Linked DNA regions of Homo sapiens: all the other regions are linked to region 3. A link is a loop called in an ENCODE intact Hi-C map of the cell type or tissue named here. Cell type or tissue: PC-9. All regions are shown on one strand. Region 1 overlaps LOC124900828 (a long non-coding RNA gene). Region 2 has its middle 35 kb from the start of SORBS2. Region 3 has its middle 85 kb from the start of SORBS2.

Region 1 (2,500 bases), 70 kb before region 3:
TTCCCTTTTGAATAAACTACAAAAGAAAAAAGAAGAGAAAGAAAAAATATTCCATGTGCATCACACTGTGTTTATTAGATCTTTTGTTTAAATAAGTGGTTATTTTTCTCATAATGATCTGTGATGGCAACCTTTATTTTGGCAACTTTCCCCAAATCAAAATTAAGTCTTTTTGACCTCAAAGTAACTTTTAGACATTATAGGAGGGCCCCTGGAAATCCAAGAAAGACATTAAATTAGACTTACTTGATATGTTAAATTATATGACAAACATTGTCAAATAAGAAATGATGTTTAACCTTCTTTGAGGTTATATTTGTGTGAATATGTTATTGACATATGTGTTCCAAAATTGTAAGAGATTCCTAGAAATCCTAGAAATTATGTTTTAGTATATGTTATCAGTCATAACGCTAATGTTAAAATGTTGTGTGCCACAGAGAGGACCAAATTTTCTTGACAGTTGCATCATTATTATTGTGAATTCCTATCATATCTTTAACCATAGCCATTTTACATCTTACTGTCCACAGTTAATTGCTTTATTTTGATGTTTTTTTCTGAAAGCTCTTTGCAAGTGATTAGAGTCCTAAAATGTTGTGTCTTCAAGGAAATATATGGAAAGAACAAAAATAATTCTAACTCTGAGTTCATACCATTGGACTGAGTTTCCATAACTCGAATGGAAAAACTGGACTCAAGAAAATCCTAACTTACATTGGCAGAACAAGAATTAATTACATGGGACTGAACTCACAAAGGATTATGACTTTTTAGTGACTTTTTGTTTGAAACATATTTTTTATGTTTTTATCTGCATTGTTAAGGAAACTCTTCTATGCTATCTATAGCTTGCAGCAATTTGCTAACGTATATTTTTATGAGCAAAATTGAAACATTTACCTTTGTCCCTACCTGATCCCTCCAAAATTTGGCAACTGCGAGTATTCTAGTTTTAAGGCAAAACAGTTGTTTGTGTAAGTACAGTCCTGAGGTGCGTCCTTGGCTTGGCTCCTGAGACCTGAGAGGCTTTTAGAAAGTCCAGTCTGAGGTTCCTTATGAAAAAGTTCCCCACAAAGCCAATTTAAAAAGTGCCTATATGGTTGATCACTATTCTTGCTATACTTATGTAAAAAATCATAAAGACTAAAGACTAAACTTTTCTTATGAACAAATTAGTCTTGTTTTAATGACTTTTTGTTTGAAACATATTTTTTATGTTTTTTGATAGGTGGACTAGAGAAATAAAAATTATATTTCAGAAGACAACTCTAGTGCACCTGTTATTAGACTCTACCTCATTGTTTTTGAGGGTTTACTATCTACCTACAATCTGGACCAGATCTTGAATTATTTTAGTTTCCTGCAATATTTGACTATGACTCACCAAAGTAGTATTTGTAATTTTTCTCCACCCTTCCAGCTTGGAATCACTGAAATGAAAACTGCACTTTCCTGAAACCCTGCAGACTAAAACTGGATGGTCTGATATAGCCTTTGGAGAAATCACCACAGCAGTTTTATGTAGAAATAAACTTTCTGCCTATTACTATATGGGCCACTTAGAAAGCTCACCGGATGCAAACTGCGAACCGGAAAAATCCCAGATTGCCACTGTCTGCTCTCACTCCATATGAAGATGCTTCAAGTCTAACATCTGAAAATCTTGACTGGCTGCCCTCTAGACCCAAAGGTTTGTTTTCTTTTCTTTCCCTAGAAATGCCCTTTGCTACGTACATGACTGTTCACACTATTTGGGGCCTGACTTCGGTGGAAGCCAGTCTGCAACACTGCTGCTGAAATGAGACACAACTGTCAACTGATTAGCTGAAAGGCCTCTTCTCAGGACTGAGAGCCTGGGAACAGCCTGGGAGACAATCCACCAACCCGATCCGTGGACTGTCAAACTACCTATGGGGGCCGGGCGTGGTGGCTCAAACCTGTAATCCCAGCACTTTGGGAGGCCGAGGTGGGTGAATCACCTGAGGTTAGGAGTTCAAGACCAGCCTGGCCAACATGGTGAAACCCCGTCTCTACTAAAAATACAAAAATAAGCCCAGTGTGGTGGTGGGTGCCTGTCATCCCAGCTACTCGGGAGGCTGAGGCAGGAGAATCGCTTGAACCAGGGAGGCAGAGGTTGCAGTGAGCCGAGATCGCCCCACTGCACTCCAGCCTGGCGACAGAGTGAGACTCTGTCTCAAAACAAATGAACAAACAAACAAAAAAACTACTGGGGGGAAGTTTCAGACTGAAGAATGTTGAGGCTCAGAAAAATGATGCTTCAAAGTGAAGACGGCAGAAGCAGCCTCAGAAGCGAAGTTTCCCTGTGACCTTCTCTCACCCTCCTGTCTCTCAGCCCCATTCTCCCCTGAGGCCAGTCGCAGGAACTAGAATCTCTCTGCCCCAACGAGTGTCACAGAAACCAGAGTTCCTTTTCCCCAAAGCCAACGTGTAGCCTAAAGGCACTTTCACTTTTGGCTGTTTTTCTGTGTAAGAATTG
Region 2 (2,500 bases), 50 kb after region 3:
CTGGGGACAAATTTGGGGGTTCTTAAATTTCTGGGAGAGTTCAGATCCCACAATTCAGGCCAGGTCAGCCCTGCGACTCGGCATGAATGTGAGAAGCCTGCGGAATGCCAAAGGACTGATAGCTGTAATCTGAGACATGCTGTTTGCTCTTTGATGAGACTAGCCATCAAAAACGATAGCAGAAAAATCTCAATCCTTGCCGATGAAGCCAGTTTCTACCTGATGAACAGATCTCCTAAGATGTGAGCCCAGTGCTTCTTCAGTTCATTCCAGGGCTCTAGGGTACAACTTACTGCTTGGAATAACTCATTGCTAAACAGTCTGCAGGGTTTAAATTGTCACATTCCTTATGGAGTCAAGGTTGCTATAATCGTTGCTGCCGTCTACAGCAGCTCTGGGAAGGGCAACAGGGTGGAGTGGAATTTCACACATGCCATATGTCGCTTACTCATCCTGCGAGATCTGGCTTGGACTTGCTGCAGTTGGGAGGAGAGGAGGATGTATGTCTGGATGATACAATCACAGGGACCCCAGATCCTGCGAGGATGGATTCTGAGCTATAATTGTTCACCATTGACGCATGTGTTCAGCTTGATTTTCTGGTCCTGGCATTTCGGCACTCAGCAGTCACCTCCACACTGGGCAGAGTGAGAATTTGGTGCACCAATCCAAAAGATACTGAAGGCATTTTAAAGGGAAACCAATTCAGTCCCTTTTCTCCAATCCCAAAGAAAGTGTCCACTCACTAGGGAGAAATAACAAAATTAGATTTTGATTTCTTATCTTAGAACAGATTGTTTCCTACTAATTGAGGCTCAAACACAAAGTGGTAAAAAGTCCACTGGAGCAGACTTACATTATGATGGGAATACTCTCAGACTCTATCAACACTGAATCTGTTATTAAACACAAGATAAGTGTAAGTTTTGGGGACAGAAGTTATCTAATTGTTTTATCCTTTGCCATGTTTTATTATAAAAAATCTTGTCTCTATCGCCACTCCCGCCACACCAAAGAATCCCCAGGGAGCATGGCCCCAGTGAGTCATGTTTTTATTCTGGATATCCTCATCTACCAAAGGTGTTATCATTCTTTCCTTTCCCTAGTTTTTATTTGACAAATAGGGATTTTTCTCTAAATTTAAATATCATAAATAAAATTTTCAAACACAAATGCCCTTGGAGATTCTGAATCATAACTCCATTCTCCCCCTTCCCCCTCTCTCCCAAACTTTCCCTGGTTTGAATTACAAGCCTAGGGGGAAAGAAATAACAGTTTAACTTGATTAATGGAGCACTCAGCAGAAGCACCCGCTTCCTATTCTCTGCCTTGCTTTCTACCTCATTGAATAAATGTACGCTATTATCTCAGTCTCGCTTCAGGCTTTACCAGTGAAATTGTTCCCAATAGGATTGCCAAAGCCCTTTTGGTTAGCCTTAACCAAGTGATAGTCTCAGTCATGTTTTAAAGTCAGGTTTATGAAAGTATAATTTATATACAGTATTCACCTTTTTTAGGAGTACAGATAAATGAATTTTGAAAAATGTATCAAATTACAGAACTTCCAACACATCAATGTGTAGAAAATTTTCATCTCTTCAAAAAGGGTCCTTGGCCCCATTCAGTTGATTTTCTTTCTGACCCCAGCCCCTGGCAAACCCTGATCTGCTTTCTGTCCCTATAGTTTTATTTTTCCAGAATGTATTATTAGTGGAAACATGCAATACTTAGTCTTTTGGGTCTGGCTTCTTTCACTGGCATGATGCATTTGAGAGGCGTCCATTTGTTGCAACTATCAGTGGCCTTTTCCTTTTTGTTGCTGAGTAACATTCTGTTGTATGGATGTACCATCGTTTCTGTATCCACTCTCCAGGTGATGGACATTTGTGTTGTTTCCAGGTTTTAGTGACCATGAATATAGCCTCTATAAATATTCACTTTCAGGTTTTTGTATGAACATATGTTTTCATTTCTCTTGGATAAATGCCAAGGAGTTGGGACTGCCAGGTGGCATGAAGTTTATGTTTAACAGTATCAGAAACGATCTTCCAAGGAGTCTGTACTATTTTGCATCACCACTAGCAGTGAATGAGAGCTCCTGTTGCTCCACATCCTTGTCAGCATTTGATATTGTCAGATTTTGTTTTGTTTATATTTTGGCCAGTTGAAAGGTGTGTAATAGTTTTCATTTGCATTTTCCTAATGATTAATGGTACTGAGCATTTATCATGTCCATATTTAGATCTGCATCTCCTCTTTGGTTAAAGTACCTGTTCAAAACTTTTGCCTATTTTTTTGCTTCTTTTTTTAAATTGGGTTGTTTGTTTTATTATTGTTGAGTTGTGTACATTCTTTATATATTCTGTATACCAGCCTATTATCAGATACATATTTTGTGAATATTTTCTCCCTTTCTGTGGTTTCCCTTTTATTTAGCAGAGTATTTTAACTGTGATCAAGTCCAGTGTGTTAATTTTTCCTTTTATGGCTTGTGCAATTT
Region 3 (2,500 bases):
TAGAATATGTCTTAAAATTGTCAATGGCTTAATATGTGAATGAGTTTCTTTGGCTATCACACAATCTTGCCCTTTCAGCTTGTTTTGCCTTCAGGCAGTAATGGGATGTCAATCAGAAAACAGTCATTAAAGGCACAAGTTTATTTAGACGTCAAAAAGTGGTTGGATTATAGTCACTTTGCTTAGATGGAATGTTAGCCCCTGCTGTGGAGCTATCCAACTCCTGAGCTTTTTTGTTTGTTTGAGACGGGGTCTTGCTCTGTTGCCCAGGCTAGAGTGCAGTGGCATGATCTTGGCTCACTGCAACCTTTGCTTCCTGGGTTCAAATGATTCTTGTGTCTCAGCCTCCCTAGTAGCTGGGATTACAGGCACCTGCCACCACATCCTGCTAAATTTTTTTTTTTGAGTGGAGACAGGGTTTCACCATGTTGGCCAGGCTGGTCTTGAACTCCTGACCTCAGGTAATCTGCCTGCCTCGGCCTCCCAAAGTGCTGGGATTACAGGCGTGAGCCACTGCACCCAGCCTAACTCCTTAGCTTTTTGAACGCCCTCTCGTGCTGGTTTGAACCTTAGCCATCTGTGTTCCGTGACTTTCTATACCTGTTGTAGGCTGTGGAGCATACCTGTTTCAGACTGCAGTAGTTATGGTTGTGTCAGGGCCTAGGAGAAATTTTCCCTTCACCCTCTGAAGGTTCGCTGAAAAATCAACTCACAAAAGGCAGATTCATTTGAGAAAAGATGTACAAATTTTCTTAATGTGTACATAGGAGCCTTCAGATTGAAGACCCAAAGATACAGGGGAAACTGTCCATTTTTATGCTTAGGTTTAACAAAGTATGGGCAGCTGTGTAGGCATAGGATTGGACGAAAGGGTGTGGTCTAATGCGAATAGACTGAGTGGGGACACCCAGCAAGGCCTGTCTGTCCAGATTCTTGCTGGCCTCTCTGGTCAGCTTTCCTTCCTTCTGGTGTGGGGTGGGGCCCTCTCTGGAATCGGATCTCATACCTACACTCAAACAAGGTGGGTCAGAGAGTGTCTTTATCGCCAGTTCTTACCCAGAAAGGCGGAGCGAAAGTTAGAGTAATACTTTTAGGTTTTAAGGCTGGCTCTGGGGCAAAGGGGTTGTGGTTACTGTGACGGTCCTGGAGGAAGAGGGATTCTGGTTTCTATATCTGGCCTCAGGGGAGAATTGGGCTGAGGAACCGGAAGGCAGAAGTGAGCAGAGAGAAGCTCTTGCTTCTGAGGCTGTCATCTGGGGTACTGTTTCCTGAGCCTCCGCAATTGCTGCAGATGCTGCAGCTTTTCCAGTAGCTCAGTAATACAACCAATCACTGACGTGCTTTGTAATACAACCAATCACTGACATGTGCTTTTTTTTTTTTTTTTGGCCATGTGTAAGCAGCATTTGTAATTTAGGGCAGGTATCACTGGCATCACTGGGAAACTTGAGGGCAACGCACCACCCAGTGGCTTGGCTTTTCCCAGTGGAGCCTCCTCCACCAAGAACTCTCTGCAGAGGACATGGCTCTTTGTTAGGGGCACACACCAGGGGCCACAGAGCACCCCCTGCCAATCATCCTGTTACACTACACAGTAGTTCTGTGTTTAGAAAAGAGCAGTGAATTGAAATAAGAAGTAAGGAATTTCCATATGTCAAAACCCAGTTACTAGCTGTTTGTTTATTTATTTATTTTGAGACAGAGCTTTGCTCTTGTCACCCAGGTTGGAGTGCAGTGGCGCGATCTTGGCTCACTGCAACCTCTGCCTCCCGGATTCAGGGGATTCTCCTGCCTCAGCCTCCCGTGTAGCTGGGATTACAGGCGTGCACCAACAAACCCAGCTAATTTTTGCATTTTTAGTAGAGACGGGGTTTCACCATGTTGGTCAGGCTGGTCTTGAACTCCTGATCTCAGGTGATCCACCTGCCTCGGCCTCCCAAAGTGCTGGCATTACAGGCGTCAGCCATCTCGCCTGGCCAACATGTCTAAATCCTTTCTCTGAGGATTTGTATCTAATTCAGAACCCGTCAATGCCAAAAATTACCCCTTTTCTTTAAGTGCATTTCTTTATGCATGAATCCATTTCAGTCTGTCTTTCCTACCTATTTCCCATGACAAATTCCAAAATGAAATTGCTGTGGAATCCACTGGAGTATTTGTTATATACAAGTTGGTTAAGTGAGATTCTTTGGCCTAATCCGGAGCTTTTTTTGGCCTATGAGCATTTGATCCTTGTTCAGAGCTGGATAATTGTGGTCAATGGGATTTCTACTCAATGAGATTTCAAACTCCATCACTCTCATACACTCCCTTTTCCTGGTCCTTACTGATCATTCTCTCTGGCTAATTTTAATCCAAATGAAATTCTGTGCTGAGAATTTGGGACCAAACTTTTCCGATAATAATATTTTCAAAAGAAAACAATGAAGGGATTGGCCAGAATTATTTGAAAATTAAATTCTTTCAGGAAAACTATAATTTGCCCACATTTTACTTCTCT

Evidence for each region. Peaks named below come from ENCODE experiments on the same cell type or tissue, not always from the same donor. Only the 100,000 strongest peaks of a DNase experiment are listed, where the experiment ranks them.
Region 1: a loop joins it to region 3, with 11 times the contacts of the local background. A loop is called at or near these places in 1 of 110 quality-filtered maps.
Region 2: a loop joins it to region 3, with 5 times the contacts of the local background. A loop is called at or near these places in 1 of 110 quality-filtered maps.

The regions. Positions count from the first base shown.
Region 1 is chr4:185,966,081-185,968,580 of GRCh38, reverse strand. The region is part of intron 1 of LOC124900828 (a long non-coding RNA gene); the gene reads right to left. Among named protein-coding and RNA genes, the nearest start is that of TLR3, 100 kb to the left of the region's middle. In PC-9, no CTCF peak of the experiment used is centred here; a DNase peak (open chromatin) is centred at 1,390; H3K27ac peaks cover 1,733 bases.
Region 2 is chr4:185,845,534-185,848,033 of GRCh38, reverse strand. It overlaps a transcript of SORBS2 not described here. Among named protein-coding and RNA genes, the nearest start is that of SORBS2, 35 kb to the right of the region's middle. In PC-9, no CTCF peak of the experiment used is centred here; no DNase peak of the experiment used is centred here.
Region 3 is chr4:185,895,780-185,898,279 of GRCh38, reverse strand. It overlaps a transcript of SORBS2 not described here. Among named protein-coding and RNA genes, the nearest start is that of SORBS2, 85 kb to the right of the region's middle. In PC-9, a CTCF peak has its summit at 1,535; a DNase peak (open chromatin) is centred at 969; H3K4me3 peaks cover 709 bases; H3K27ac peaks cover 2,500 bases.